Regions from separate parts of the Homo sapiens genome. Here regions 1 and 3 are each linked to region 2. Evidence: chromatin loops called from intact Hi-C (ENCODE). Cell type or tissue: endothelial cell of umbilical vein. All regions are shown on one strand.

Region 1 (8,000 bases), 310 kb after region 2:
ATCAGCAATTTGTCAAAGCTATTCAACAAGTCTCTAGGAAGTTCTAAATGTTTCCCACATTTTCCTGTCTTCTTCTGAACCCTCCAAACTGTTCCAACCTCTGCCTGTTACTCAGTTCCAAAGTTGCTTCCACATTTTTGGGTATCTTTACAGCAGCACCCCACTCTCTGTGGTACCAATTTACTGTATTAGTCCATTCTCAAACTGCTAACAAAGACATACCCAAGGCTGGGTAATTTATAATGGAAACAGATTTAATTGACTCATAGTTCAGCATGGCTGGCTCAGGAAACTTACAATCATGGTGGAAGAGGAAGCAAATACGTCTTTCTTCATATGGTGGCAGGAGGGAGAATGAGAGCCGAGCGAAGGGAAAAGCCCTCTATTAAACCATTAGATCTCGTGAGAACTTACTATCACGAGAACAGGATGTAGGGAAACAGCTCCCATGATTCAGTTATCTCCACCTGGTCCCTCCCACGACACATGGGGATTATGGGAACTGCAATTCAAAATGAGATTTGGGTGGGGACACAGCCAAACCCTATCATACACTACATTAATATGAGAAATACCTATTAAGACATGAGCTTACACTCTGACAACATGGAATGGCAGCTGGGAACGTAGCCGCAGCAACTTATGAGGAAGGAAGATGGCCACCTGCGTGCTGTGTATAAACTGCATGCAGGGTAGGAGTAAAGGGGAGGCATGGGTGAAGCCAGGTCCAGAATAGGGATGCGATTTTGAAACACAGAGAACAGGAAGAGGATAGGATAAGAGCAAAGGCAGGGAGATGGGAAAGTTCACTGTGTGCTTCAGGTAGCGATGAGACCAATTTACTGGGGTGAAGGTCTGCAAGGCAGGTACCAAGGCAGGATTGGTAAGCAAGCCTTGGGCCCTTCTATATCCAGAGTCTGCACTTCGGCCTGAAGGAAACACGGATCGCTCAAGGTTTCTGAAGGAAGAAGCGGTGCGCACAGAGATGGGACAGTGAGGTTGGAAAGGTTAGGGTTAGTGAGGAGGAGGGGCCCAGAAACGAGTTCATGCTTATTTTATCCGTTTTAAGAATCAGAGACCCAACGCCAGAAGATGGAGTGACTCGAGAGATACTTCATTTATAACACACATCTGTAATTTACAAAGGATTTTCGTTTACATGATCTCATTTTACCTTCAGAACAATTTGTAAAGGAGAACATTTGCCACATTCACAAGTTAAGGAACTGCTGCTCAGAAATGATGGTATTACCTTTGGTAAAACCTTTGTTGGTTTTTGGGACACTGCCTTCTCCCTCCCCACCCGCCCCATTATTCCTTCTCAGGAGACTTCTTCTGTATTTCTCCTTAAATATAGATGCCCTTAGGCCTGCTGTACTCTTTAGATGACCTCTCCTACTCTTGTGGCTTAAACTATCGCATCTAAACTGACATCTGCCTGACGTACTACACAGCTCAGACTTTTCCGCTGAGCACCTGACCTACATACACACAACAACCTGCTCAACTCTTGCTTTCATCAAGCATGTCCCAAACCTAAGTTTTACCCTAGGCTTGCTCCTCCTCCTGTATTCCCTATTCTGTCAAACAGTACGACCCACCAGTCCAGTGATGATCAGCAGTGCCCCCTGCAGCTTTTCTTTGGCTAATTTCAAATAATAAAACAGAGGGAGGAAAAGCATTGAGGCTAACCGCTGGGGGAGGAGCACACTTCATCCCCAGGTGCACAGAAACACACCGGCAGGACTGCTGCAGGAAGGGCTGGTGCTCAGCAGAGGGACAGGACTGGCAAAAGCCACCAGAGCTCAGAGGTATGTGAATCCTAAACACTCAGCATTATTTTTTAATACTTTGATTTTGGATTCCGATTTTAAATCTTTTTAAACACAGTCTGAATTTGAAGTCGCTTCAAATATTTCTTTAAAAGCAATATTCAAACGATACAGGAATCTTGTACGATAGACAAACCAAATATTATTATTCTGATCTTACAATTCACTCACTCCACTCACTTATTTGTTCAGACATTTATTGAGCACTTCTTAAGGGCCAGGCATGGTGTGAGGCACTGGGATGTAACAGTGATTATGACAAAGTCCCTCAAGGAGCTCACAGTCTAATGGTAAACTACAGAGTAAACTGAGGCACAGAGTGGTAAATGACTTACCCAATGAGGTAGAAACAGCTAGGTATGTGAAAATGTGGGAGCAGAGCTGGAGAGAGGGCAAGGTACAACTTGTCCTAAGTAAAACCCCTTGGACTGACTCAACAGCAAGGCTGCATACACAAACATTACAAAATCTACTTGCAAAAACCTGAAAGGAGTTTCCAATTATCACCATGACTGAATTCATGTTTCACAATGAATTCAGCTATTTCCTGATGGCATTTCTATCCTTGCCCCCAAAGCCACTGGGCATGCCACCAGTCTGCTGGGAGACAGCAATTAGGTAGACAGCTTAAAACCAAGAAGTATCTGACTCCAATTTTAGCACTGAAAACCATATTAAAATACTTTAATTAAATCCACAAACATAAATGTGTAGCACATTTATGATACTTCTACATGTAGAAGTTTGGAAAAAGTCTCTTCTAACCCTCATCCAGAGGATTCTAATAAGTTATAGGTACCAAAGAGATTAGAGAATTTGTCTGTCACTTTCCATATATACATTATTTTGGCTGTACAAGGGTGAAAAGTGTCACTCAGACATATTTCGTAAGTAATCTCAACATTATACAGATATATACAAAGACATCACATTTAAATTCGTGTGTACATCTATGCAATGTACAACAGTAACTGCAAACATGAACCAGTGTAAGGCAATTTCTTTTGTGATATATGACATACTCCTTGAAGGGAAGGGTAGAGTCCACAAAGAACTGTCCATTTCAGCCTGACTGTCTGTCTTCATGACACTCTGTGATGAAGCTACTTCAGGAGGCAAGATGTCTATTTCACTGACAAAAAGCAGTGAATAATTATAAAAGGAGTTGTTTTCAAATGTGGAAACCACAATTACTCAGTAATCTAAGTGGTGAACTCCTCAAAGACACTACTGGCCATGATGCCGCTACTGAGAACGAGAGCACTTCATGGATAATTTATTGCTCTGAGAATCAAATTTGATGCGTAATTCTCCACGAAGATATTCCCAAAAAACTCAGTGATACATAAATTCTCAAATGCCATCAGTTGCTTACTTCAAGCAATTCTTCACTTTGCTGAGGATTTTCTTCTGGAAAAGAACACGAGAGAGAAATACACCTAAGTGAATACACCTAAGTGAAGGTCTGATAGGCAAATACGTAAAAGAATACACAATCTGACTACTTCAGAAAACCCTGAAGATGCCTGGTCAAGAACACGTATTCTCAGGTTAATGGCATAAGGCTAATTTTTTCAGCCTCTCAAGAATAAACTGGAACTCTAACTTGTACCTGAAAGCACCCGTCCGAGAATGGAGGAAACCTTCCCTTATTAGGGCTTTATTAGTTTCTTTTGGAGCCGTCACGACTCCCCCAGTCTTCGTAATCCTTGTGTCTTTGTGCTGTTGTCTGCATGTGGGCAACAGCCCCCTCTTCTGGTCATTACAGGTATTCTTCGTCAGTGAAAGCTTCCTATCGGTCCAGCCTGTGGCTCTGCAAGGGCCACCTGAAGACCACCCTGGCCCGCAGTGCTTGTCAAGTTCTCCAGTTGGCTGGGTCTTTGTTCGGATGTCGGTGGAGCTGTTGGCTGGGTACTGTGATGGCTTCTGCCCAGGCCGGTCACAGGATGCTGGTCCCCTGCTCAGGCAATTCCACTATTTGGGATCTGCTGTTGGACAGCACTGCAAGCTGGGTTCCGAGGTTAGATGGAGTCACTGCTCTGGCCAGATGGGTCCAGAGGCGACGTCCTTAGAAATGTGCAACTGAGGACTGACTCTTGTGGAGTGGGCTGTTGGCTGAGTTGAGTGGGTATTTGACTGCCTGGGTCAAGCAGGTCTAGCCCCTTCCCTTCTCCAAGATGTGCAGAAGGGGAAGTCTCCCGGCCAGGTCATGGGCAGGCTCTTTGGCCGAGTGGAGCTGCTGTTTGACTGAAAGCCTGCCCTATTCAGAGACCATCGCAAGTTGGTATCACCATGGGACCAAACAGAATTCTAAGTTTTCACTGCTACCAAAACTACAGAAATTTAACTATAATGTTCACAGAAATATTCTAAACTACAGTAAGAGTTATGCTGTAATTTTTTACTCATGTTTTTGTGGCTAGGAAGAGTAAAAATATCTTAAGGCCATAATACACATTAATAAAATTATGCATGCTTAATTAAAATACTGTCAGAATCACTGGTATATTTACCTTCCTCAGGGCCTTCTGGATGAGTGCTCTCAGATGAAGAGGTCCCGACACCTTCAGACCTTTTGTTACTGGTCTGACCCTGCTCCACTTCACACAAATAGACATCGATAGGTCCGTTGGTGCTCCTTATGTGCACTGTGATAGAGTCCTAGCAAAGGACACAGGAATCGTCAAGATGAATGAAATAATAAATCATATTTTTTCACTCACTAGAACTGCAAAAATTTCGAGACATTTGAGAAAATCACCTTAGCTGTAGTCACATTACAGCACTGGCCAATTCCCATGCTGAAGACAGCTACATGTGATCCTGCAGTAATGGCTTCAGAGCTATCATGTGAAAACCTCAGTACTCAAGAGCCTGTCTTTTTCTACTCAGGAGCTGACCCTTCAAGGAGGCCGTATTTCAGTCAAAAATCAGTGTTTTGATGACACAGAACTCCAGAATACCCTAGAGTCTCACAGGATAAATATGTGCTTGGATTTCCAGACCAATGAACAGGTCTTGAGATAATGGAAGGGCCATTCTTTTGTCCAGTTGAAAGAACAGGAAAAGATCAAAATATATCTCAAGTAAAATGTCAAAAAAATCGTTTACATTATTTATAAAGGACTAATTAACTCATTATGATATTCACATCCTTTGATTTCAGATTTCCTCAGGATTAATCAAAATACTTTTTTTCCGTAAGGTATCAGGCAACTTCAGTGCTTCTACTGGGAATTATGCTAAATTCTTAAGGAACAGCCCCAGTTATAAATGATTGCTTTAATTGGGAGCTGCTTCAACTATAACAAAGTCTGTTTTCTCCCCTTTAATGCAGTTAGGCCTGGGCTAGACACACATACACCACTGCTCCCTCCCACTCCACACCTCATTGTGATCTTATACCAGGGTGAGTCTGTGGAGATGCAGCCTCTCAGACGGTCTCAGAGCCTCACCTGCCCTTGCTATGACTTCCTGGTACTACAAGTGGGCTAGAGAACATCTGTGCTCAGCTTCTAGAGTGCCAGGTCACAACTGGTTTGAATGATAAATCCTGTACAATTTAATAGATATTTCTTAACAATAACATTCCACTAAATTAAGTGTTGTCAAACTTCCATAAAGGCTGAGATGGTAAATATTTTTGGCTTTGCAAGTCACACTATCCCTGTCACAACCTTTTAACTCTGCCACTATAGTATGAAAGCAGTCAGAAACAATATGTAAACAAATGTGCATGTGGCTGTGTCCTAATCAAATTATTTCTAAGAAAAAGGAGCAGGCCGGATCTGACCTGAGGGCCAGTTTGCCACCCATCACACTAGGTCCCCAGATCTTCACGGTCAGGCTCTGGCCAAGAGGGCCCATGTGCAGAGACTTTAAATAGGACTCTAAGAGAAGCCTCAGGTATGATCAAAGGCTCAGCCAGATTTAGCAATTACAGTCTGAAGCAGCTCACAGCATAGGGAAAAGCCAAAAATCCATTAGTCTCTGCAGAATGAATTATTATGCCCCAAAGTAAAGATGTGTTGATTGGCAGTTTCTTAAAAATAAAACAACTAGGAAACATCACCAAGAAATCATAACTTGAGTGTGACTGAGGTAAATGAAAGCCAGCCCTTACCCCATACACTGTGGAGTAATACAGGGCTCACTTGAACAGTGGTCTGCTGGGGACAAAAGGAAAAACAGGTCAAGAAAATATTCTTCGCTAGGCAGGAGGCAAACCCCCAGGGCAATGCAGAGGGCTGCACTGTGAGCACCGATGGGTCTATCAAGGCTGTCAGTCTTGAGGATGTGTCCCAAGAATGGCCACATTCCTTGGTTCTGATTCTGTCCTCATCAAGCAGCCTTCTGATGCAATTATCTTTCAATGCAAATTTTTCTGCAAGGGAAAGAACGCACTGAGCAGCTGGCGGCTGACAAAAATAATGTTCATTTACACAGAAATCCTACTTTTCCATTTTAAATTCAGAACCTAGCGTCCTGGTTTATTCATCAGTCTTTCAAGAGTTTGTTAATTCCCCAGTGCCTTGGCTGACACCAGACCTTACTTTTGCAACTTTAAGATGGGCCAATTCTTGGTGATTCTTCTAAGAAGCACTGCAGTACAATAGTGAAAAGCAAACTATGAAGCCACACTAACTGGGTTTGAATTCTGGTGATCCTGAAAAAGTTAACTCATCTTTGTGAGCTTTTGGTTCCTCATCTTTAAGATAATAATGACTACTTGACTTGTGTTAGTTGAAGCAAGTTAAATGTGTGAAGTGCCTTGAGCAGTATCGGATGTACAGTGCACGTGCACACAACGGCTCTTAAGTATGACTGCAATAAATCACAGCCTAAGCAGTCGGCCCTCATCCCTCTTTAAATCTTTTTAAAAATGCAGGGTTACCTACTTCTCTGGGAGCTGGAACATCCAATCTGGTTTCTGCTGGAGCTTTAACTGCAATGACGATCTGTTCATGGAAGGCCTGAATGCTATGAATGTCTTGATAGGTCACATATGCTAGTGTAAAACTCAGTCAAGGATCTCTACACAGAATGCTGTTTACTGGGGAGGTAATTTATCTCTAGTAATTCAGTTAACGCAAGGGTAATGTTAGAATGTTTTTAGTTTTTATGAGATACAAGTTCACCATTAAGGAAAGCAGTAAAAAAAAAAAAAATTCATTGATAATCTTTATTATTCACATAAAATTAAGATTTTTATGAAGGGTTTTACAATATTTACAACACAACCTAAAGAGTTTCTTTAAGCTCTACTATTATGATTATGATGGCAATTTCTGGAGAAAAATATTAATAAAGTCTGAGTCCCTAACACAAATACACCACATAAAGAAATTCAAATTTTCACCCTATTCCCTTTTCAGGTATAGTAAGCTAGATCTTACTATAACTTTGAGAAAAAACACTCAGGGCTTTGACAAGAATCCCCTAAAATGAAAGATGGAAAAAAATCTATAAAAAGGCATAAACGACTTAGAGATTAAGTTTCTCAAGACTATCATGTATGATGTTACTTCATCCAAAATTATTTTCCATCTCACTACCTGAGTCTTTTTCGTCTTGTCTCACTGTGTTGCCTCAAATTTTACCAATTAAGTGATTTACTGGATTTCTCTAGCATTTTTTTTTTCTGATTGGCTGCAGTAATGTTGGTGCTTATTTTTTCTTTTCCTTCCAGTACCTGTACTGTGGGAATAGAGGTTTTTGACTGCTGGAGAGAGTTTTAAGTAAATATGAGGTATGGGATAGCTCAGAATCAGTGAGCCCCTCAAAGGGTGCCACAGGGAACAGCACAGCATATAGGTTTAAGACACCCAGGAGGTCAGTACCAAAGACAAGGCTCCCCCAGCCCCACCCCCCAGCTCCCTGAGACACTGAGTTTCAAAGCAAAACTGCTACTAAGCAACAACGCGCTTCTGTGGACACAAATGGCAGTTTAAGCACCACTTCAATGGCAATTCACTGTTTCAGAAATCAACTTCCATTCACAAATTTCTAGGAAAAACATGAACTTCACAAAAGCCAACAAATATTTTATTATCCTTATAGTATTCAGACTATAAAAATGAATACTCACCATTTTAAGTGGTACCATCAACCTTGGTTTGGTACTGTACCCCTGAGGTCATCATCCAGAATTTAATCTAAGAAATGCCA
Region 2 (8,000 bases):
CACTGTATGCTGAGTTCTGCGAGTTCTCCTAGCCAATCAACAAACCCAGGGTGGTCTTAGAGACCCCAACACGCCACAGCAACAAGACAACAGGGAAGCCGGCGCTTCCTGTATGTGTATACATTGCTGGTGGTACCTGGGCACTGTGAGAGCAACACAGCCTGTCTGTTGAGAGCCACTCAATGTCCACTTCCTCTGACTCAGTAATCCCATCTGGGAATGTGTCCTTTGGCAACAATTCCACAGCAGGAAGCAGAGGCTTGAAGATATTCATCACAGCTTGTGCTAAACCTGAACAAAACCTAAATGCCCAAGAAGAGAAAAAATTGGTTAAACACATTATCATGCATCAACTCTAAGAAACTGGCTACAATGAGATGTGTAAAGATTATAAAGCACCTGTGGTCCCAGCTACTCAGGAGGCTGAGATGGATCTCCTGAGCCCAGGGAGGTGGAGGCTGCAATGAGCTACGATCATGCCACTGTACTCCAGCCTGGGCGACAAAGTAAGACCCTGTGTCAAAAAATATATATATATATAAAGAGAAACATGAAAAAATATTGCTGATACATTAAAAAAAAAAATTTGGCCAGGCATGGTGGCTCACGCCTGTAATCCCAGCACTTTGGGAGGCCAAGGCAGGCAGATCACTTGAGTCAGGAGTTCAGGACAAGCCTGGCCAACATGGCGAAACCCAGTCTCTATTAAAAATACAAATATTAGTCGAGCACGGTGGCACACCTCTATAATCCCAGCTACTCAGGAGGCTGAGACAGGAGAATCGCTTGAACCCGGGAGGCGGAGGTTGTAATGAACAGAGATCGCCCCGCTGCACTCCAGCCTGGGTGATAGAACGAGACTCTGCCTCTAAATAAATAAATAAATAAATAAACAATTTTAAGCTGGGTACAAAATGGTAGGCACATTGACAGCAACTGTACAACCAACAAGTAAGACCCAAAGCGGCTACTTAGAAGTGAAAACGGTTGGGGCTACAAGAGGAAGGCCGGAGCGGATTTTTCCATAGATAAATTGGGCCTTCCTTTAATGTTGCTGTTCTGACGAACCCGGAGCTTTCTGGGGACGTGGTGGGAGCAGCTGACAAGGCAAGAACTGTGGCTCTGGGTGCTTCCTCTGCGGTCACCGCCTGGTAGGATGCCTTCAAGGTGTGCGCGTGCGGGAAGGAGAGAGAGGGTGGTAAAGCCAACGTTTTCATCCAAAAAGCAGAGGCTTACGGGACAAAGGGGACGGAAAATATCCCCTGCAAATTAAAAAATGCAGACACACATTTCCCCTGCCTTCGCCTCCCACGGACCCGCCCCTTCAGCTCCTTCCCTCGCGCTCCCAAGCTCCGGGGCCCCTGAGCCCTGCGCCGGCGGAACGGGGCGGAGCTCGCGACCCTCCCTCGTCCGCCGACCCGGGAAGGGGCGGGGGCCTACAGGAAGTGGGCGGGGCTGGCTCGCAGGGCGGAGCCTCGCCTCGCTCTGTGCATCGCAGGTGTGCTTGCTCCCGGGCTGGTGGGGCCACCCTGTGGCTGCCTGGGCTGGAACGTTCTGCCTCGCCCAGCTGAAGGCCCTAAACTTGCTACGCCTTTTGGGGTGAGGAAAACCCAATAAAAGACAACTCCAGCAACCTCCCAAACGCAGGGATTCTTGTGCTCCCCTGGAAAGTCTCAGATAAAGTTAGACCACAAAATGTGGGTGTGCCCTGAGCCCTCGCTCAAGGGCACAGAGCAAGTCACTGGCAGAGCAGGGACTGGAACCCGGTGTCCTGATCCCCAGGTGAGGCCAGCCTCAGAGCTGGCGGGAGGGGCAGGGCGGGGTTGGTCCTCCCAGGCTGGGGCGCAGTGAGGCTCACCCAGAGTGAATTTGGATGTTTTTCCAGGCAGAAGGACATGTAAAAAGAGACTGGCAGTGACTGACCTGGACTGGCAGGTGAGTTTTTTTTTCCCCCTCAACATTTTATTTTGAAATTTTTCGGACATACAGAAAAGTTGAAAGAATGGTAGGGCAGACACCCAACATATGCCCACCCATACGCCCACCACCTAGATTCTGCAGTTACGTTGTATTGTATTTGCTTTGTCACACATCAGTCCAGCCCTCTATCAACTCTCGGTCTGAAATGGTTTTTAAATTACATTTTAATTTTTAAAAACCAACCTCCAGCCGGGCGCGGTGGCTCACACCTGTGATCCCAGCGCTTTAGGAAGCTAAGGCAGGTGGATCAACTGAGGTCAGGAGTTCGAGATCAGCCTGGCCAACATGGTGAAACCCTGTCTCTACTAAAAATACAAAAGAAATTAGCTGGGTGTGGCGGTGCACACCTGTATTCCCAGCTACTCGGGAAGCTGAGGCAGGAGAATCGCTTGAACCTGGGAGGCAGAGGTTGCAGTGAGCCAAGATCATACCACTGCACTCCAGCCCCAGCAACAGAGTGAGACTCCGTCTCAAAAAAAAAAAAAAAAAAATCCGTTGAACTATTCAGCCTCTACATACATCAGGAACTCAATCAGTTGTGATGGTTTGTCACAGATGCCCTTGCTGGCCTTTTTTGCCCTGGTCCCTGTGTCTGGAGCCTGTGGCCAGGGCTGGAGGTATCTGAGCAAACTGCATGGCTGTTCCCAGCTGCTCAGGGCCACAGCCTGCGGTCAGCCTGACAAAGCCTCCCAGGACACACAGCAAGGACCCCCCAGGACACACCGTCCTCTCTAAAGACACTCACGGGATGCCTTCTGGGGGTTCAGGGAAGCCAGAACCGCTGCTCCTTGGGCATGGCAGGAACCTGTCGTCGCAGTGCAGGGAGCACAGACACCTCCACGAAAACAGCACTCAGAAAAGCCTGACCCAGGGTCCTAGCTCACAGAGGCCCACCCCGCCGCACTCCTGCTGTGCTCATCTTTACCAGGAAAATTTAAGTCACTAGATGCCACCCTGTGTCATCCCAGCTCCAAGGGGAGGAACAGAGGAGAGACAGAGTCCCAGGCCTGCAGCTCTGATTTTAGACTAATGTTTTTCCAAAAGGTCCCATCCCTCAGCTCCGTCCTCATGCAAGTGTGGGAAGACGAAGCTGGCAGCTCTTTCTGGCCTGGCTCTCAGCCCTGTCTTCTCCACGCCAGCCCTCCGCCCGAGCCCAGTAGGGGCTTCGTTGCCACTGCTCACCCACACCACGCCATGGCAATGGTGACCTCACCTGTTTTTTGCCCCTGTCCTGATGGTTCTGTTCCCTGCAGCTCCCTTGGGGCTCACAGCCCATCGGTATCTCCCCACTGGGTGCAGGATACCGTGGAAAATACCCCGGGGCCTGCCCCCATGTGCCCTGCCACCCCCGTCCTTGTCTCCTCCCCCACATCTCCCAAAATACCAGGCTCTCTCTTGCATCCAAGCTTTTGTGGTCACCCCAGTTTTTCTACCTGGCAAGTCCTTTCACCTGTGAAGTCCCAACTCCTTGCTGCCTCCCTCATAGAAGCAGAATCCAGCAGGGGCACACAGGACTGGCTACAGTGCGAGCTCAGTGGTTCACTGGCTGCCCTGCTGCCCTGCACCCCGGGCACTCTGCGCAGGCCTCTATTCGTCAGGGCTTTGTCTGCACTTAGCTCTTCCCTTACAAAGATAGGAAGCAGCGCGCCAGCTGAATGGACCCACAGAGAAGCTGCGTGGAAGGAACTGTGAATCTGCCAGCACCTACCGGAACAGCACAAAACTCAGAGAACCGGAAGCAGAGAGTGCAGGAGGCAGAAGTGATGAGAGCAGCGGGCGTCCATGGAGCTCAGCTGAGCCAGACCAGGAGAGGCTGCCACGGAGGGAGCCTGGTTGTACCCAGTTAGAGCAGAAACAGGGCTGAGGGCTCGGACCATAAGCCCTCAGATTCTCACTGTTCCTTTCAGCTGGTGACTGACTGTGTGACCGTGGGCGGTCACTTAATCTTGCCGGTAAGGGCCTCAGTTTCCTCATCTGTAGAATGGCGTTGGAAAGGCATGGCTGGGAGGTCTCAGATAAAGCAGAGTGCTGTGTGAACGCTCTGGGTTTGCAGACAGAGTGGATGTTCCTAGTGCATTGCACTCATTTTCCTCGCCCAACATAAGCTCATGACTTCCGCCATCGTTCCCAAACAAGCAGGAAGCTTCACACTGATGCCTGATCCACAATTCCCAAAGCGCCCTCAGGGCCACCATTTCTTGCGAGCCTCGCAGCATCCACGAGGGGGCAGCACAGGACTAACATCGCCCCACGGCCTGACGGGCTGCCGGAAGCAAGTGCAATAATGGTGGGGGTGGCCCCCAGGAGCCCCAGCTTTGCTCCCTCCCCCTCCCCCACCCTGTGCGGAGGACTCCGGCCTTGGGGTAGGGGGCTGCTGAACTGGGCGTGGCATCTAGTCAGGAACTCTCTGCCCCCCAGCCCTAGGGCTCAGATCACACACACACACACACACACACACACACACACACACACACACACGGGGCCCGCCCCTTTCCTAGGAGCTGTCCGTTCCCAGGACAACAGTCAACACAGCACAGGCGGGAGTTCAAAACGAAACTGGGCTCAAATGCTCTCCCCAGCCCGGAGAGCCCTGTCCCCATCGGCCACTCTGAGCTCGAGGCCTAAAGGGACAGTGAGGAGGACCCTGCCCAGGCTCTCCCGGGGTTAGGAGGGACAGAGTGTTCCAGGAGGAGGTTTGAGCTGAGCTCAGGCACAGGTCTCTCTCTCTCTCTCTCTGACACAAGCGCACACACACACACACACTTGCACCATGGGGAGCCACCCCACCCCTGGGCTCCAGAGAACCACATCAGCTGGGTACCGATTGCCCCCCACCAGGCCACCAGCCTCGGTCTCCCCAGCTGCCCGGGGTGGCCCTATGGCCAGCAGGGGTCTTGCTGGTGGCTGCCAGGCCCCCCAGGCTCTGAAGGCGCAGCGGGTGGCTCAGGGAGCTGCCTGCGATGGCGTGCAGCAGGACCAGCTGTGGCGGGAGCTCCTGGAGGCCGAGCGGCGGGGCCAGCAGCGCTGGTGAGTACCTGCCCTCCCTTTTCCACCCTGACTCCGCAGCCTGACTGCAAGTTGGGGAAGGTTTTGGAGAAAGGGAGATGGGAGGGCAAATGATCTGGCTGAGGGACAGAGGGCATGGCATGCCCGGGGGAAGGTGGGTCACCAGCCCAGCCCAGAGCCAGACCCGAGCCTGAGCCTAAGAAGCGAGGAAGATGGAAGCCAAGACCAGATGCCGCTGGGTCAGAGCAGCCCCACCTCGTTCATTCCGACTGCGACGCGGCCGGTAATCCCTTGAGCTGGAGCCTGCTGGCCTAGTCTGGGTTAGAGGAGCTGGCTGTCTGACCTGACTCGGGGAAAGGATGCTCCTTCATGCATTCATTCAACCAAAAATACCCATGAGCCGCTCTGAAACGAGACCAGACTGCAACAAGGGACTAGACAGACCTGGCCATGGCTCCACCGAGCCTTCATACTCAGGACAGGGCAGCCAAAAAGCAAGCAGAGAAGCAAACAAGTACAAATCTGTATGAAGTGTGACCAGCGGTAAGAAGGAAACAGTTCAGGGTCGGGGGCAGAGCCGGCTGAAGGCCTCTCTGAGGAGGAGACATTTAAGCTGAGACATGAAATAGGAGAAGGAGCCAAGAGTTTGATGTATCTAAAAAACAAAACAAAGAATTCGTGTAGCTGAGGCACAGGGAGTGAGGAAGGCCACAGGATGAGGGGGAGCAGCGGGGGCCACCCCAGCCCTTATAAAAGTCTGGATGCATTTTTTCCAAAGGAGACACCATCCAGGATTTTAAGCGGGAACATGGCATGATCTCGATTACATTTTTAAGTGAGCAGCCTGATAGATTCTAGGATGCATTCATCTTGCACCACTGAAACTTCATACCCGTTGATTAGCAACGCCCCATTCCCCCTCCTCCCAGCCTCTGGCACCCACCATTCTAGTCTTTGCTTCCAGGAGTCTATTTTCAGTGCCTCATAGAAGTGGAATTGTGCAATATTTGACTTTCCATGTCTGTTTTGTTAGTATCCTGTCCTCCAGGTTCATCCATCTTGTTGCATATCGCAGAATTTCCTCCCATTTTAAGGGTGAATGTATATATGTGTGCAGTTTCTTTATTCATTTGTCAATGGACTTTTAGGTTGCTTCCACATTTGACTATTATGTGTAGTGCTACAATGGGCATGGGAGTGATTTCAGTTCTTTTGGAGAAATTCTCAAAAATGGATATCTTAGTCCATTTTGCATTGCTGTCAAGGAACACCTGAGGCTGGGTAATTTATAAAGAGGTTTATTTGGCTCACAGTTCTGCAGGCTGTACGAGCATAGTCCTGGAATCCACTTGGCTTCTGGTAAGGGCCTCAGGAATCTTACAATAATGGCAGAAGGTGAAGGAGGAGCAGGCATGTCACATGGTAAGAGGGACCAAGAGACAGAGAGAGAGACAGAGAGAGAGGAGGTGTCAGGTTCTTTTTAACAACCAGCTCTCTCCTGTGAACTAATAGAGCAAGAGCTCATCCATTACCGCAAGGATGGCACGAAGCCATTCGTGACCCAAACACCTCCCACTAGGCCCTACCTTCAACACTAGGGATCACATTTCAGTATGAGATTTGGAGAGAACAAACATTCAAACCATATCGGAGGGATTGCAGGATTATACGGTACCTCTATTTGTAATTTTTTGAGGAACCTCCATTGTCTTTTGCATAGCAGTGGCACCATTTCGCATTCCCATCAGCAGTATCTCAGCATTTCAGTTTCTCCACACGCTGGCCAACACTCATTGATTGTCTTTTGTTTTTTGATAACAGCCATCCTAATAGGTGTGACGTGGTATCTCATTGTGATTTTTTGTTTTGTTTTGTTTTGAGATGAAGTCTCACACTGTCACCCAGGCTGGAGTGAAGTGGTGTGATCTCGGCTCATTGCAACCTCTGCCTCCTGTGTTCAAGCAATTCTCCTGCCTCAGCCTCCTGAGTAGCTGGGATTACAGGTGCCCTCCACCATGCCTGGCTAATTTTTGTATTTTTAGTAGAGACAGGTTTTTACCATGTTGGCCAGGCTGGTTTTTTTTGGGGTTTTTTTGGTTTTTTTTTTTTTTGACAGAGTCTCACTCTGTTGCCCAGGCTGGAGTGCAGTGGGGTGATCTCAGCTCACTGCAAGTTCTGGCCAGGCTGGTCTTGAACTCCTGACCACAGATGATCCACGTGCCTCAGCCTCCCAAAGTGCTGGGACTACAGGTGTGAGCCACCGTGTTTGACCTCATTGTGGTTTTGATTTGCATTTCTCTGATGATGAGTGACATTGATCATCTTTTAATATATTTATTTGCCATTTATTTATCTTCTTTGGAGAAATATCTATTCAAGTCCTTAACCCATTTTTTCAATTGGGTTATTTGGTTTGGTGCTACGAAGTTGTAGAAGTTCCTTATATATTTTGGAAATTAACTCCTTATCAGAAATATGATCTGTAAATATTGTCTCCCATTCTGTGTGTTGCCTTTTCACTTCATTGCTTGTTTCCTTTGCTCTTCAGAAGTTTTTGAGTTTGATGTAATCCCATCTGTCTATCTGCTTTTGTTGCCTGTCCTTTGTGTGGCATATCCATGGAATAATTGCCAAGACCAATGTCATGAAGCTTCTTCCTATGTTTTTGACTGGATTGGTATGTATCATGTTAGAAAGGATCCAATTTCATTCTTTTGCATGTGAAAACTTCTGCACAGCAAAGACAACAATTAACAGAGTGAAAAGGCAACTTACAGAATGACAGAAAATATTTACAAACTGAGTAAATGTGGGAGGAAAGGTGAGGAAGGAGTAAAGGATGACAGGTCTCAGCTTGAATAATTAATAAGGAGGAGAAGAAAATGATGAAGATGCTGAGTTCTGGTGAGTTTTAAATGCCTGAACCACGTCTAGATGGAGCTGCCCAGGAGGTAGTTGAGTGTGAGAGTCAGGAGTTGCGCATTAAAAACCCATCCAGAAGGGGAGGATGAGGA
Region 3 (8,000 bases), 100 kb after region 2:
TTTATGATATTTTGGGCCATAATACATCAAATACATTTAGCAAATACATATTTAATATGATACATTTAAAATAATCTGAGAAACCTTTTGAAAATGCATACCTTTTTTTAAAAAAATTACTTAAAAAGAAAAGCTACCAGTTAGCTTTTAAAAAATTATATCTTCTATTTAGTCAAATGGTATATGCTAGAATATTAATGGATAAAAATCGTCTTCAGGTAATTTTTTTTTTTCTTCAGGTAATTTTTTTTTTCTTTTTGAGACAGAGTCTCGCTTTGTCACCCAGGCTGGAGCACAGTGGCACGAACTTGGCTGACTGTAACCTCCGCCTCCTGGGTTCAAGCGATTCTCCTGCCTCAGTCACCTGAGTAGGTAGGTGGGACTATAGGCCCGCGCCATCATGCCCGGCTAATTCTTGTGTTTTTAGTAGAGATGGGGTTTCACCATACTAGCGAGGCTGGTCTCGAACTCCTGACCTCAGATGATCCACCCACCTCAGCCTCCCAAAGTGCTGGGGTTACAGGCATGAGCCATCGTGCCTGGCCTCTTCAGGTAATTTAAAATACTAACATATAAAGTGGTCTTAAAAGGAGGTAAAGGTTGCTATAAAATGCATGACACGCAAAGAGTACACCCAACATAGCAGTAGCTCTCAACTTTTACTGAGACACATCTACATATAAATATCTTACAATGTGACTCTCACTCACATTTAGATAAGTTTTTTTTTTCCTGAGAGAATAAGGGTGATGGCAACTGCATCCAGAAAGTTGTGTAATATACAATTTATCAATTATATAATTTAATGAGATACTATTACTCTTAATTCTGATAGTGACAAATCATTTTAGTCCTTGTAAGTTTATAGTTGTATTTTATTTTTGCTTTTATCCATGGCATAACATTTTATAGGAAGTCAGGATGGCTGAAAAATAATTTGAGCATATATGTCTATATTATAGATAAAGTATTGGCTAATTTTTCCTGTAAAGGGCCAGACTCTAAATATTTTGGCTTTGTGGGCCACACAGGGTCTCCGTCACATATTTTTCTTCTTTTTTTTAAACAAACTTTTAAAAATGTAAAAGTTATTTCTGGCATGTAAGCTGTATAAAACCAAGTCACAGTCCCTTCTGTAAGTGGATGAGAATAAAACTATGGACATTTCTTTTTTTTTTTCAGACAGGGTCTTGCTCTGTCGCCCAGGCTGGAGGGCTGTGGCCTGGCACGATCTCGGCTCACTGCAACTTCCACCCCCTGGGTTCAAGCAATTCTCATGCCTCAGCCACCCAAGGAGCTGGGATTACAGGCATGCACCATCACGCCTGGCTAATTTTTCTGTTTTTAGTAGAAACGGGGGTTCACCTTGTTTCCCAGGCTGGTCTCGAACTCCTGGCTTCAAGCAGTCTGCCCACCCTGGCCTCCCAAAGTGCTGGGATTACAGGTGTGAGCCACCACAGCTGGCCAAAACTATGGACATTTCTAATGGCTTTGGTATAGTAACAATAATCAAACAAAGGCACATGAAGTGTTGAGCCTTAAACTTGCAATAAGACTATTCATGTTAAAAACTAATAGAAAATTATAAATCCAATGTACTATAGTTTTTAATAAAAAACTCTTTTGTTCTTAAACATTGTATAATTATCCTTAGTATTGCTTGAGGAATGGAGATCTGGGGTAAAACAACATTTTAAAAGTTCAGTATTTGTTAAAGAACACCTTTGACTACATCAGAATGAAGGAGTTCTATTCAAACAAAGGAAGGCATAGATGGGTAACACAATGGAAGATGATATCAGCAATATCTATGGAATCACTATCTAGATTATATAAGCAATCCCTGTACATGAACAAGAAACCAATTTAAAAGAGTTAAAAGATATAAACAGGTAATTCACAAAACAGAAATGACTGACAAATATATGAAGAGAGGTTTGTCATCATTAGTTACAAGATTAACATAACTGGTCAGGCACAGTGCCTCACACCTGTAATCCCAGCATTTTAGGAGGCTGAGGCAGGAGGATCACTTGAGCCCAGGAGTTTGAGATCAGCCTAGGCAACATAGAGAGATACTGTCTCTATGAAATATTAAAAAATGAACCAGGCATGGTGGTGTACGCCTGTTGTCCCAGCTACTCAGGAGGCTAAGGAGGGAGGATCCCTTGAGCCCAGGGGTTTCGGGCTACAGTGAGCTATGATTACACCACTACACTCCAGCCTGGGCAATAGAGGAGACCGTGTCTACAATAACAACAAAAAAAGATTAATGTAATTTTTACAAATCTTATTTATTTTTTTCTTGGCAACCTTAGTCCAATAAGATGAACATAATTGTTTAAAGATACTACTGTATATCAACGGAACTGGTAACCCTTAGAGAACTGAATAGTAAGTGTTAGCAAGGATATGGGGAGACAAGATCTCTCATGTACTAGTAGTAAGTAGTTAGAAACATTCACAGCCATTCTGGAGATCGGGCAATTCTTTCTTTATGTACCCTCTGATGTAGTAGTTTCACTTCTATGTTTATATTTAGAGAACCCCCTGTAAGCATATACATGGGACATATATAAAGATGTTCAAGATAGTATTGTTGTTAGCAGGGATTTGGAGGTGACCTAGAAATCGAACATCCAAGGAATAATAAGGTAAATTGATTGATAGATACTATGGAATACTAAGCAGCAGAAAGAAGCAATGAACTAACTGACATCAGGGAGAGATATAAAAACAATGCTGAGTAACAACAGCAAACAAAATGACATCTATATCAAGATACTGTTTATACCAGCTAAGAACATATAGTACACTATACTAATAATCTGCAAAAACGTATGGTGAACATATACTAGCTATCTATTAGGGAGAGGAAAGACAGAATGAGACAGAAACTGAATGGAGGAAAATATAAAATAAAAGCAAGATGAGGCCTTCGTGTTGACTACTCATGACAATAAACTATGAACCAAGGAGTATAATTAACTCAACTGTCTGTATCTGAGTTTAAAAACAGTAAACCGTGCTCACTTAGGCAGCACATATACTAAAATTAGAATGATACAGACAAGATTAGCATGGCCGCTGCACAAGCATAACATGCAAATTCTTGAAGCAGTCCATATTTTTTAAATTTATTAAAAATAATAAATAAAAATAAATAAAAGTAAAAATAGTAAACAAAATTAGGCCATGTTTTACTTTGCCTTATAAAGAGACAATTTAAGTATTTGCTTACATGCTTATACAATTATTCTGTAGGTACCATATTCTATCCCGTTCCCCATATTCTTCTTCTCTACACCTTGCTCTCCTTAACCACCCTTATCTTCCCTAAAAATATGTGGTATGATTTATTTGTCTGTACCCTAGTGCCAAAAGTTTTTGGTTTAATGAAAATCGCAATACATTCATGGAAGTACAACACAAAAACATCTTCTCTTATGTATAGCAGACATAAGTTTAGCATTCTATTAGGAAATTATTTCATACTTCATTTTCATTAAAGATAATTTGCACTGTTAATCATTTCACACTATATTATACCAAATACCACAAGAGGGAGCTTTGGGTACAATAAAAAACTCCACCTATTAAACATTGATTAAGGGTTGCAGAATATAACAGACTCTATCAAAAAGACCAAAAATATATAGGGATATTAAGTTCTAGCTGGATAGATTAAGATAGACAAAAATGGCCCATAAAGTATAGCACAAATTCTGACTATGTGAGGAAATTATGGACATTATGACATTAAAGAATGATCAGTCAGGTCAGGATTATCAGAAGGAACCTTAAAGCCGAGGTAAAATCTGAGATGAGCTTAGAAGTTGGAATGCTGATGAAGGTAGAATGATCAATAAAAGTGAATGTCATACAGGTGGCATGAACAAGTTAAGAGGTAGAGAGAAAATTACCTTAACTCAAAATAAACATTTGACTAGGTAACTACCAAGAAATAAGATTGGCTTTATAAGCATACTGGAAAGTTATAAAAAACATACAAAAGATGAAATACAGTTTGCTGTCAATATATATTAACATTTATAAGTCGACTCCTAGGACCAACAGGGTAATACAAAGGAAACAGAACCGATCCCTCTCCATCAAGAATTACTTACTGCACACTTACAGAGAAAAGGGCAAGATATATAAATTTTACAACCAAAATAAATCAGTATCATAATTAGCTACGAGGTTAATGCCACTGAACCTATCAATCATAATATGAATTGATCAACAGGTAAAGCATCGGAACAGATGATGTTCCCAAATTTATTCTGTGTGGTTGATGCAGAGGGAGTGACGAGGAGGTTGTAACATAAATTTCTTTACTTACTTTTACCTCCTCTTAAAGAAAAAAATGCAGAAGTAACAATGGTGGTGAAAATACCTATTTACCTTAATTTAGATTTTGTGTCCTTCTTCACCTAAATTATACATATGAACCGGTTTTGATTGGTAGCAAATGCTTGTCAACAGTCTATGAGGAAGATAACTAAGCTAAGTTTTTATTTCTCTTGATAAGTACTCTACAGCTACATAAATGATTACAAAAGAAATGTTTTAAGTTGGTTAAGGAAATGTTTTAAGTTGGTTATATCTTGTTTGGGTGCTATACAGTTATGAAAACTAAATTTACCTTTGTTCAAAACTATGAAGACCTGACTTAAAGTATTTCATTTATTTCTGTCCCTCAAAACACTATCGTTTTAAATAATTTGCTTACTTACTTCATCCATCTTCATACACGTGCCAAAATCTGCTAATTTTAGATGTCCATGTTTATCCAAGAGCATGTTGTCAGGCTTCACATCTCTGTGTATTAAACCCATGGAGTGTATTGCATCCAGAGCAAGAACAACTTCAGCAGTGTAAAATTTGGCCCATTTTTCAGGCACATCATAATTACTCATAAGGTTTACAAGGTCTCCACCAGGCATGTACTCCATTACCATGTACAGATACCTATCATCTTGAAAGGCATAAAAAAGCTGGAAAACAAAAGGAAAAGGAAAAATTTTTAAAAACCCAAACCAAAAATCATAATCAGAACAAAAATTTAAAAAACTATTATTACTATTGAAAAAGGCAAACTATTTTATAACCAAAACTAAAATTTATGAGATCTTTTATTTTAGACTCAGGCGTATGTAATGGATAAACAGTATCAGACAAAATTTTTATATGGGTACCTTATTCAAGCATAAATGAATATTTCCCCTCATGGAGAACACAATACAAAAGAAACTATTTAAATAGAAACATTTAAGAAAGAAACAAACAGGAATAAGGAACATTAAAGGTGAAAGAATGACAGAAGAATTCACTATAATTTAAAAAAAACAGCTTTCTGAACAAACTACTGCACCTAACTCACACAGAAAAGAGCAGAGGAGGTAGGAGCAATTTAAAAAAATCTAGAGATACTAGATTCAACGGACACAAGAAGAGGGAATAAGCCCCATATCAATGGAAAGAATGAGTCACTGGTAGCCATATTTGGAAGACGCGTAACTCTTCTCTCCCCTTCCCCATCACCTTGTTCATGATAAACAAGAGACATTCAGTTTACTGAGACTATAGCAGTAGCATTGGGACCAGAGAAAGAAGATACCAGTCCAGGTTGCTACTGACCCCCCAAACAGACAGAGAAACCACAATGTCTGAAGAAAACCTATCTGTACATTCTACCAAACAGTATGTCACACCCCTCCCAGAAACAAGCAATGCAAACACAAGTCTTCCACAGACAAACAGGGAAAAGATAAAACTAAGAATCAATATTTGAGAAAAACCAACATCATGAAATAGAGAAAACAGCAATTTGAGAAACAAAAATAATACTCAAGGAAATGTTTAATAGGACAAACCGAAGACAGCTTTAAAAATGTAAAATCAACCAGGCGTGGTGGCTCACACCTGTAATGTCACCACTTTGGGAGGCCGAGGCAAGTGGATCACCTGAGGTCAGGAGTTCGAGACCAGCCTGGCCAACATGGTGAAACCCCGTCTCTACTAAAACTATAAAAAATTAGCCAGGCGTAGTGGCAGGCACCTGTAATCCCAGCAACTTGGGAGGCTGAGGCAGGAGAACTGCTTGAACCCCGGAGGCGGAGGTTGCAGTGAGCTGAGATTATACCATTGCACTCCAGCCTGGGCAACAAGAGCAAAACTCTGTCTCAAAAGAAAACAAAAAATATATGTAAAATCGATACCCTCAAAAGGGTAACAGATGTCACATCAATTAAACATTAGGCTGATATGAGGACCAAAAAAACCCTGAAGTCTAAGAATTCACTATATGACTGATGATAGACAAACATTACAGTTAGAAAACTGAAAAAATGAATGTTCTCTGAACACACTGAAGGAGTAAGAGATGAAATACAGAGCAATGTCAGAAAAGCACCAACGTCTACCTAAAAGTAGTTCTAGAGAGTATGTAGACTAGAACAAAGGAATAGTAAACAAAAATTTCTAGAAATGAGTAAAGTTAAAAATCTAAGATCAAGAAAACCTCTAAATGAAACTGATACTTTACACAGCTAGGGCTAAATTTTCAGAAATCCAAGAGAAAAATCCTGTTTCCAAAAAATGCCATATACACAAAAACATAAAATCATATTGGCAACAAACCTCTCAGCCAACATACTGAATATAAAAGGCAACATAGCTATATCTTCAAAGTTTTGAGGGAAAATAATTTTGATTCTAGAATATGGCAGACAAGAAAACAAAGGAGATGACAAAATGAAATTTTATAATTGACAGACCATTTTCAAAAAAATTATTCAAGAATATAGTTTGACAAAATGAAGAATAGCTGGGCACAGCAGTGGCTCATGCCTGTAATCCCAGCATTTTGGGAGGCCGAGGCAGGCAGATCACCTGAGGTCAGGAGTTTGAGATCAGCCTGGCCAACATGGCAAAACCCCCATCTCTACTAAAATTACAAAAATGAGCCAGGAATGGTGGCGCATGCCGTAATCCCAGCTAATCGGGAGGCTGAGGTGGGAGAATTGCTGGAACCCGGGAGGCAGAGGTTGCACTGAGCCGAGATCGTGCCACTGCACTCCAGGCTGGGCGACAGAGTGAGACTTTGACTAGCGGGGAGAAAAGGAATAAATCCAAGTAAGAGGATTATTATGTGAGACATAATTTTAAAATGGAAGGCATCAGGATGAAGAGAAGGAAGAAATAGGAAAGCATGATAAGGCTGGTTACCAAATTGAGAAAGAGTGTGTGTGTGTGTGTGTGTGTGTGTGTGTGTCTGTTGTGTGTGTCAGTGTACAACATGTTTAAATGATTAAAGGAAATATGAAAATAAATGAAGAGACCACCTCATGTACACGGATTGGAAGAATCAATACTATCAAAATGGCAACTCTCCCCAAATTGATCATTATATTCAATGCAATCTCCATCTCAATCCCAGTGGGTCTTTTCCAAAAACCAACAAGCAGGTCCTAAAATTTATTTGGAAATGCAAAGGACTCAGAAGAGCCAAAACAATCTGGAACTAGAACAAAGCAGGAGGACTTACATTTCCCAATTTCAAAACTTACTACAAAATTACAATAATCAAGACAATACTGGCCAGGCACGGTGGCTCACGCCGGTAATCCCAACACTTGAGGAGGCCTAAGTGGGAGGATGACTTGAGGCCAGGAATTTGAGACCAGCCTGGGCAACAAAGTGAGACTGTGTCTCTATACAAATATTAAAAATTAGCCAGGAATGGTCGCACACCTGTAGTCCCAGCTACTTGGGAGGCTGAGGTGGGAAGATCGCTTGAGCCCAGGATTTTGAGGTTTACAGTGAGTTACAATTGCACCACTGTACTCCAGTCTGCGCAACACAGTGAGATATGAGTACTGGCATATGAAAAGATACATAGATCGATTGAACACAGTTGTATAGAACTGAGAACCCAGAAATAAATCCTTGTATTTATGATCAATAAATTTGTTGACAAAGGTGCCAGGGCAATT

What was found. Peaks named below come from ENCODE experiments on the same cell type or tissue, not always from the same donor. Only the 100,000 strongest peaks of a DNase experiment are listed, where the experiment ranks them.
Region 1: a loop joins it to region 2, with 16 times the contacts of the local background. A loop is called at or near these places in 71 of 110 quality-filtered maps.
Region 3: it touches region 2 in a loop (9-fold over the local background); 19 of 110 quality-filtered maps call a loop at or near these places.

Annotation. Positions count from the first base shown.
Region 1 is chr2:11,443,282-11,451,281 of GRCh38, forward strand. It overlaps E2F6 (E2F transcription factor 6), which reads right to left. Exons shown (of 7, transcript NM_198256.4): 5 at 6,731-6,845; 6 at 4,346-4,493; 7 at 1,094-3,242. The coding sequence ends at 3,196. Among named protein-coding and RNA genes, the nearest start is that of E2F6, 19 kb to the right of the region's middle. RefSeq lists a silencer at 6,046-6,307. In endothelial cell of umbilical vein, a CTCF peak has its summit at 3,600 (motif pointing left); a DNase peak (open chromatin) is centred at 3,580.
Region 2 is chr2:11,128,585-11,136,584 of GRCh38, forward strand. It overlaps CIMIP5 (ciliary microtubule inner protein 5), which reads left to right and starts at 4,544. Exons shown (of 3, transcript NM_001371321.1): 1 at 4,544-5,007. The coding sequence starts at 4,751. It overlaps FLJ33534 (Putative uncharacterized protein FLJ33534), which reads right to left and starts at 3,592. Exons shown (of 9, transcript NR_040080.1): 1 at 3,431-3,592; 2 at 400-514; 3 at 137-302. RefSeq lists enhancers at 1,198-1,698, 1,699-2,199 and a silencer at 1,248-1,557. In endothelial cell of umbilical vein, a CTCF peak has its summit at 4,196 (motif pointing right); DNase peaks (open chromatin) are centred at 217 and 4,227; H3K4me3 peaks cover 619 bases; H3K27ac peaks cover 579 bases; H3K27me3 peaks cover 387 bases.
Region 3 is chr2:11,230,963-11,238,962 of GRCh38, forward strand. ROCK2 (Rho associated coiled-coil containing protein kinase 2) reads right to left here. Exons shown (of 33, transcript NM_004850.5): 5 at 4,740-5,000. It also overlaps the pseudogene RNU6-1081P. Among named protein-coding and RNA genes, the nearest start is that of SLC66A3, 79 kb to the left of the region's middle. In endothelial cell of umbilical vein, a CTCF peak has its summit at 3,544 (motif pointing right); a DNase peak (open chromatin) is centred at 3,589.